Linked DNA regions of Homo sapiens: region 2 is linked to region 1. The links are chromatin loops, found by intact Hi-C in ENCODE. Cell type or tissue: Panc1. All regions are shown on one strand. Each heading gives the region's core, and the rest is flanking DNA. Links, peaks and the distances in the headings are about the cores only.

The links. Hi-C counts contacts between places; a loop is a spot of excess contacts. Peaks named below come from ENCODE experiments on the same cell type or tissue, not always from the same donor. Only the 100,000 strongest peaks of a DNase experiment are listed, where the experiment ranks them.
Region 2: a loop joins it to region 1, with 11 times the contacts of the local background. A loop is called at or near these places in 2 of 110 quality-filtered maps.

What each region holds. Positions count from the first base shown.
Region 1 is chr1:148,351,780-148,356,172 of GRCh38, reverse strand. It overlaps the pseudogene TRQ-CTG9-1. Among named protein-coding and RNA genes, the nearest start is that of RNVU1-1, 8.6 kb to the left of the region's middle. RefSeq lists enhancers at 1,028-1,837, 1,838-2,648 and a silencer at 2,417-2,516. In Panc1, for the core only: no CTCF peak of the experiment used is centred there; a DNase peak (open chromatin) is centred at 2,482; H3K4me3 peaks cover 269 bases; H3K27ac peaks cover 442 bases.
Region 2 is chr1:148,412,895-148,417,287 of GRCh38, reverse strand. It overlaps the pseudogene PDE4DIPP6. Among named protein-coding and RNA genes, the nearest start is that of RNVU1-3, 12 kb to the right of the region's middle. In Panc1, for the core only: no CTCF peak of the experiment used is centred there; no DNase peak of the experiment used is centred there.

The sequences.
Region 1 (4,393 bases), core at 112-4,111:
TGTGTCGCTGTGTCTTCAGACACAGCAATGCATCTTTCCTCTGGGTACAGAGAGAGCACCTCTCACATGAGAGCCTTATGATCTGCTTTGGGGAAGAAGGGCAGGGGGAGGGTGACAGTGACCTTCCTGCTTTTGTTGTTTTCTCAAATTCCTTTAGCATAAAATATTCAATACCCCAAGGTGTTATATTTTGGAGTAGTGTGTCCTGAACCTCACCATATACATGCTACAAAACTCAGAATCTTTGAAGAGTGATACTTATGACTATAAAATATTTAAATTCAAAATACAAATGATGGCTGGGCATGGAGGCCAGCACGTAATCCCAGCAATTTGGGAGGCCCAGGCAGGCAGATCACTTGAGTCCAGGAGTTCGAGACCAGCCTGGCCAACATGGCAAAACCCCTGTCTCTACAAAATTAGCTAGGCACCGTGTTGTACACCTGTGGTCCCAGCTACTTGAGGAGGACGGGCTGAGGATCAATTTAAACAATATCATATGTAAAAACAATTTTTTTTCCTTTAAGTTTAGTCAAGTGAAGCAGTGGGAGTGGAGAAGGAACAAAGAAATCTGTAGCTAGTTGTGATAATTGGTTGTAAACAGGAAGGATTTTTGATGCACTGTACAGTTACCAGTTACATATGCTCTAAAGCTGGTGGTGAACAGCAACAACAGCAGTGTTCTGGTCCCCCCTACACTTTTTTCTAGGGATAACAATTTTGTTTTCTTCCTTCCTTCCTTCTTCCTTCCTTCCTTTTTTCCTTCTTTCTTTTCTTTTCTTTTTTTTTTTGCGACGGAGTCTTGTTCTGTCGCCAGGCTGGAGTGCAGTGGCGCCATCTCAGCTTCAGCTCACTGCAACCTCCGCCTCCCAGGTTCAAACGATTGCCTTGTCTCAGCCTCCCGAGTAGCTGGGATTACAGGCACGCGCCAAGACGCCCGGCTAATTTTTGTATTTTAGTAGAGACGGGGTTTCACCATGTTGGCCAAGATGATCATCTCCCGACCTCGTGATCCGACTGCCTCGGCCTCCCAAAATGCGGGATTACAGGTGTGAGGGATAACAATTTTCAATGCATGCAGTCAACCTCTACATATTGTTGCTCTTTGACTGCCCAGTTTTCCATCCTAGGCCCTGCAGTCCAGCCTGCAAGGGGAAATGGAATTTGTGTGTTTTCCTTCCTATCAGTCCACTCCAAGGAGCCAACAAGGCACCTCTCTCCCGTCTCCCACCCCACACCTCCGCACGCCCTCCAAACTGAGCCCCTCAAAGACTGCGGTGTTTTTCAGTCCTTCGTAACCGCTGAAAATTTTCATATTTGCAAAATATGAAAATCAGAGCGATGGTCCTGAGCGTCTGGCGGGACATCTTAGCTTGCTCTCAAGACCCACCATAAGCCGCATCCAAAGTGTTCCGCCAAGCAGAAGAAAAGATTTTTCATCTGTCGCGTCCTAAGGCATCTTCTCCTTGGGGCAAGGTACTGGCAGGAAGAGGGGGAGCCCCCACCGTCCCGCACTCATCCCTCCGAGCTGCTCAGGCTCCTCTTACCCGTGGTGCTGCGGGAGACCGGCCCGGCGACCGAAGGTCAGAACCCGCGCTCCCGGCCCGGGCGCTTGAAGAGGCCGCCGCGCGGATTTCTCTTTACGGTTGAAATTTTGGGACGAAAGAATGAGATTTCCTGGAGTCGGGTTCCAAAGCTTAGTGAAACAGCGACTTTTAGGTCCCGCAATAGAGACGTAGGAGCTAGAAATTAGGCATGGAAATCTGAATATGAAGAACAGAGTAAATTAACATTCGGAAGAGGATGGGCCATCCGAATAAAACAGTGTTACTTCTAAGTTAGGTCTCAAACCATCTACCCTAAACTGAGACATAATCACCAATGACTGAGCTAACCCCATCAAAATTTCTCACGTCACCGTTTACTTACCAAAAAGACAATGGATGCGATTACGAGATTTCCCGAGTGAAAGGAATCTCGGGGTCTAGCACTGAGGGGCCGCAGCCCTTTTAGTGTAGGAAACCTATCACCCCGAGGCCCAGGGTCGCCCTGAGAGGGGATGGGGACTTGTTCGGTTGCTGGGACGCTGGCTGCGGGGTCCGGGCCTCCGATTGCAGGGGGCCGGGAGGCTCGCCCAGGACTGGGACCAGGATTGGTGACTCCGATGGGATGTTTGGGCAATTTCCCTGTGGAGCAGGCCACTGCAAGAAGCCGGTTTCTGGGACCCAGACCACTGAGGAGGAAAAGGGAGAGGAGGAGGGACATCGTAGGGGACGCATTGCGAGGCCGGAGCAGGAGGGACACGGGAGAGGAGGAGGGACATTGCAGGGGACGCATTGCGAGGCCGGAGCAGGAGGGACTAGGGGATTTGCAGCAGCAGAGCTTCCTTCCCCGGGACCCAAACCTTCCTTTCTCTTCTTTAACCCAGGACTTGGTACGAAGGGCAAATGTAAACCACATCCCTTTCACTCTGTCTTTGAGGGTGGAGTTTGCTTCCCAAAGTGGCTTCTGGCTCCAGAGTAAAAGGCCAGCAGACACCAAGGTACCACCGAGATTTGAACTCGGATCGCTTGATTCAGAGTCCAGGGTGCTCACCATTAACCCATGGAACCAGCTGTTGAGAATACTCTCAGTTATGAGCATTTGACAAGTGAATTCTCAGCCTCCATAGTCACCAGAATTTCCTTTTCAGGTATTTTTTTCTCTTTGTCACACAGGACTTGAGTACCTTTAATCTACAATAGGAGGAGTCGCCCCAGACTTACCTCTCTCTGCCCTTCTCTTTAGGTTTCTATCTCAGAGAATGAGATTAAGCACCTTTCAGGATTAGGAACAGAGAAGAGCTATATTTAGGCCTCCACTAAAGCCAACAGTTCTGCCTGGGTTGCCAGAGTTTCCTGCTCTGAAATAAACATTCTGCCGAGACCCTCTACCCGCTGGGGTTTCTTTCTTTTTCTTTGCAAATTTCCTTTTCCCTTTATCCATGGGGCACTGATAACCATTTCTGGAACAAGATTTGGGATATGCTGGAATTTCTGCTCTTCTTATTCTGCCTTCTTCTCCTCCTCTTTCTCCTCCTCCTCTCCTTCTGTTTCCAGTCCCCTCTCTCTCCTGCTCCCTGTCTTCCTCACACTACCCCCACACCCATTTTCCCCAGCTCCCTCCAGCTTTCTATACTTCCTGCCTCCTCCTCCTTCTCTGCTCCTTTTTGGCTACCGTTCCTCTTCCTTCTCTAGGCTCCCACCCTACCCACCACCAGCCTCCCACACGCAGCCTACACTAACAGAAGAATGGCTACCACGAGCTGAGAGGAAGTTGAGGAATATGTTTCTAGTCAGGACACTTTGGGGGATCTTTGCTGGGGATTGTGAGTGCGGTGACACCAACCGAGATGATGAATATCAGCCAGTCCTTGAGGCCTGGGGAGGACCAGCAGATCCAAGGCCACCCCATACCTGGGGTGACCCAGAAGAGTCATGTTCACATTCCAAAAGGCTAAATCTGATTGCGAAAGTCCAAGGAAATTGAAAGCAGTAGGAGCCATCGTCTTTGCAAGTCCAGTTCCAAGTGGAAGGATCATGGTGCTTCCTTCCAGTCACCACAAGGTCAGCACACAGGCATTTGCATTGCCTAGGACTCAACTGGTACCCTGGATCCCTGGCTAGGGCCTGTCCAGAGAAAAGCTAGGCGTGGGGCCCATTTCCACCTAGGCAGAGGTTCCTGGGGAAGTTAGGTGCTCACCAAGAGATTGCCCCTTACCATCCTCCTGAGGGTGTGTGGAGCCTCAGCGCTGCTACCTCTTGGACTCCACCCTCCGGATGCCACCACCTCCCACTGTCCAAGCCTTCCAGTGAAGTCTCCAAGGCTCTGATTTTTGAATCATCCTGATTTGGTGCGTCAAGAGCTGCCTCCCACAAAGTGAGCAGATGTGGAGAGCTGCCAGATCTAAAAGGTAAAATCGCAAGGCATTGCCAGCTAGATAGGGACAGAGTTCCCTCTCTATTTGATGATTTGGATTCAAAGGGTAGATGTCATGGCCCCTAAACATCACAGCATGACCAGGGCATGCCACCCACGACCTGCAGTGCCCTTGCACCTGGTTAGGTGTAAATTATTTTACTGAAGCAGACAAGTGTTCTCTTCTGGACTTTTTCCTTCCTTAGTGGCTAGATCTCTCTCTCCCTCTCTCTCTCTCTCCCCCTGAGTCCCCCCATTCTCTACCCACCTTTATTTTCTCTATTTCCACCCTGTTGCCCCTCTTCCACCTGCTTTCTCCTGTTCAGCTTTCATGGTTCACCCCTTCCTTGCCCACTGGCATCCCCCAAATTAAAGCTGCTGCACTGTCCTGGGTGGGGAGGTGGGTATGGCTGTAGACAGTGCCCTCCAGACATGT
Region 2 (4,393 bases), core at 313-4,312, 61 kb before region 1:
TGCACCTCTGATTCCCAGGTTGTTCTCCTGCCTCAGCCTCCCAAGTAGCTGAGATTACAAGTGTGCCCCACCACACCCTGCTAGTTTTTGTATTTTCAGTAGAGACAGGGCTTCACCATGTTGGCCAGGCTGCTCTCAAACTCCTGACTGCAAATGATCCACCCACCTTGGCTTCCCAAAGTACTGGGATTGCAGTAAGTGAGCCAATGCACCCAGCCATGACTTCAAATCTTAAGGCCAATTTACCAAGCCTTACAGCCTCTTAAGTAAAACATGAACATAAGGGCATGAAATAATGACTTCCTGTGTGTTTGGGAAGATACTAAGAATGGTAGGACTGATGGCCCTCCTGTGTCAGGAGTTTCAATAATCCCAAAATATTTCAAAGATTTAAACATTTATCTGTATACAGCTGTGTAAAACTGTATATAGAGGAGAAAGATCCAAATGATATATGCCCAAAAGCTAGTAGGTGGTGTTTTAAAGGGAAAACCAACACATAGTGTTTGTCACGGTACTGTTGCAGTAGGTTTTTAAGAATTATCATCATATGATCGTCACCACCATCCAAAGAGGTAGTTCCTACTCTATTACCATTACAGATGAGAAAACTGAGGGACAGTGATGATAAGTTAGATTTGAACCCAGGAAATTTGGCCCTAGGGTATATGCTCTTTAATCACTGCACAATAATACCTTTATATTAGGGTCTTAGGTAATATCTTTCTTCTTCTCTAGCTTGAGAAATTTTTTTCCTACAATTATAATGAGTGAAGGGTTTTTTTTTTTAAACTAGTTTTTCCACACACCAAAGCTCATCTTTTCACTTCTTTAATAAGTGGGCTTTTGGCTTTACTTTTCTATGACAGTAAGTTAGACAGCAACTTTTAGCCACCCCCCACACAATGATGTATTTTAAAATAATTGTAGAAATTGGAAAACAAACTCAATTTCTATGTTAACCAGAATCCTCTTCTAATATCCCTGTTCCTCTCATGCCCTTGTTCCCACGTTTCCTTGTCATTACAGCTTCCCTTCCCTGACTATTAGTAACATGTTTGGGATTTTACAGTGGATTTAAAAATGTGAGAGCTAACTGTGGAGAGGAAGGGGCCAGCCCCTAACCTGGCCTGGCCTTCTATTGAGAATGGCAGTCTGTTCCACTTGGCCTTGTTCTCATTTTGGCCATATGTCTCATAGCTCTGATCCTGGATGTCCACCTGCAGTTGCTTGCTGTCTGTAAAGTTGATACTCAGAGAGAGACAGAAAGGGTGTTACAAAGTCTCTGATTTTTCTGGAAATACCCTCAATCTAACCAGAGCATGAGGAATGGCTTATCTGAACTTATGTGGGAAGAGAATCTTGATCCAGGTATCATAAAGATTTTTCTCCGTGTCTGCTATTGAAGTTTGCATCTCCACATATCTGTGACTCAGTTGAGAATAGGTAGTTTTAAGTTCCTTCAAGGCAGATAGGGTATACTATTACTTCTTTCATCCCTGATGCTGTTGGCACAGTGCTTTGCAAATGGGCGCTCTTAAAAAAGTTTAAATCGAATCCTGAGATGTTTTAACCAACAGTGATGTTACATGTTTGTAGAATCTGATATTCATTGCTGAGAGGGGAAAGACAGTTTCAGGCCTAAACCAAGGTTTTAGTCTCTATTCCTCACTACACTCGCCCTGCAAACTTTACACCTTTGTGCCTCAGTTTTTCTGTCCTTGGCAAATTGAGAGTAAAAGGCCCACTTCTACCTTTCTGGGAGTGTAGTTAGCATAAAATTAATTTTGATAGAGAATAAAGTCCGCAGTGTTTCATTTCACAGAGGAAAGATGGGCAATCATTTATCACTTTGGTGACCATGCCCCTTTGGGACCTACTATATTTCTGCAGGTGATTGGTCAGGGAGTAGGCAGTAGCTTTGGATGTCAGGAATTTCTCTGTGAGGTCTTGGAAGTTCTGTTTGCACTTTTCCAGTTCAGAGCGCAAGTACTGATTGGTTTCCAGGATGCTGATTTCTGCCCTTGGACCAAAACAAGTGGTGGCAGATACTGCCATGCTGTAGCTTGTTGAGGAAGTAGAATCAGAACCCAGACAAATAATAAATTAAAAACAAATGCATGGATTATGGTAATGGTTGCACTACTTGGGTAAATTACTAAAAATTATTCAACTGTACAATTATAATGGGTAAATTTTATAGTTTGTAAATTATACCTCAATAAAGTTTCTTTACATTAAACAAAGGATTTAAATGAGTCAAAAGAAAGCAGATCTGATTCATAACTTACTTTTGGGATAAATTTCATCAGCATCCCGCAACTCTGAGAATCCTTAGCCACAAAAACAAGACAAAGGTACCTAAGCTTAGACTCTAAGGTACTGTCTGTGGTTCAGGCTCTGATAGGAATGCCAGAGGTAAGACCCAGTGCCAGGTAATGGTCTGGAGTCACAATCAGAATTAGAAGGTGGGGGTGTCATGGAATGTTAGGATCTCTGCCTTCCAGGTGTCTAGGCCATGTGGAAACACAGGTCTCTTCTGAAGGTCACCACCAATGGAGACCACTGCCTCAACAAGTCAATCTCAGTATTTGTATACCCTTGTGACAATACCACAGGCCTATCTCTTTCTAAAATTCAACCATATTTTCATTGTTTATTATTGCAAATGCATAGAAAACATCAAGGAATACATATTTCCCCAAGTTCTATCACTGTCTTAATTACTATCATGAAGTCATTTTCTTCCTAATGAAAAATTTAACACTTTTAGATAGTCTTGGCATTCTTCTTTGGTTCTCCAGATTTTCACATCATTTATATTATAAGAAAAAAATCCTGAATATTCCTCTCAGTGTGTGAATAATTGATTTATATCGATTTAGAGGCCAGGTGCAGTGGTTCACACATGTAATCCCACCACTTTGGGAGACCAGGGTTGTTGGATCACTTGAGCTCAGGAGTTTGAGACCAACCTGGGCAGCACGACGAAACCCTGCCTCTACAAAAAAATTTAAAAAATTAGCCAGGCATAGGGCTAGGCACGGTGGCTCATGCCTGTAATTCCAGCACTTTGGGAGGCTGAGGCAGGCAGATCATGAGATCAGGAGATCGAGACCATCCTGGCTAACACGGTGAAACCTCGTCTCTACTAAAAATACAAAAAATTAGCCAGGTGTGGTGGCAGGTGCCTGTAGTCTCAGCTACTTGGGAGGCTGAGGCAGGATAATGGTGTGAACCCAGGAGGTGGAGCTTGCAGTGAGACATGATTGCTCACTGCAAGCTTGGGTCCAGGTGTGTTTTGCTGTAGTGAACCAAGATCATGCCACGGCACTCCATTCTGGATGACAAAGTGAGACCCTGTCTCAAAAAATAAAAACAAAATAAATAATAAAAGGATTTTGATCAATATCTTAATATACTTCTTGCTGCAAACCAATGTTATACTGACATCTTTTCCCCCACTGGGGAAGCATGTTAGTTTTTTGTTTTTTTGCTTTTTTTTAATAGAAAGGGTCTAGCTCTGCTGCTCAACCTGGAGTGCAATGGCATGATCACAGCTCACTGCAGCCTCAAACTCCGAGGCTTAAGTGATCCTCCTGCCTCAGCCTCCTGAATAGCTGGGACTGTAGGCACATGTCATCACACTCAGCTATTGTGTGCGTGTGTGTGTGTTTTTGTGTGTGTGTGTTTGTGTAGATGGGGTCTCACTATGTTGCCCAGGTGGGTCTCAAACTCCTGGGCCCAAGTTATTCTCACACTTTGGCCTCCCAAAGTATTGGAATTACAGGCATAAGCCACCACACCTGGCCCATGCTGGCTTTTCACTTAACTTGAGGACAAGCTTGATATTCATAACTCCTAACCCCACTCTCCTCTTCTATGTGTGGTTTGCTTAGTGTTATAATCTCTGTATACATATTTTGTGCTTGTCACTTATGATTTTCATTCTAACTCCACATGCTTTCTTTCCAATTTGTCACAATTGCTGAAATAATTTATGTATATCTCTTTAAATACATGTAGTTGCCACCTAATTTGGAATGACTTATAAACTGTTACTATTTTATGTGTTTGAAGCAGTTTTTATGGAACACTAATGATTTGCATTGGCCTGAGGATATATTCTCAGACAAAGCATGGTAAAAATCAAGTTAATGAGTCTGGTGGTTGGCGGTGATCAACAGTTTTCCTGTGCAATGGGGTTTAGTGGGATAGAAACTGAGGTTTTAAAGACAGGCATAGATAGGCAGAAGAGAAGTCATCCCCTGATGTAACTCTTCACTTCCTATGTATCAATTCCTCCCTGGTTTTTTGAGACTGAGATAGGGAGACTCTTATGGAATATCTGTCCTTTCCCTTCAGCTGCCTGACTTTCCTGGGCTACTGGCCT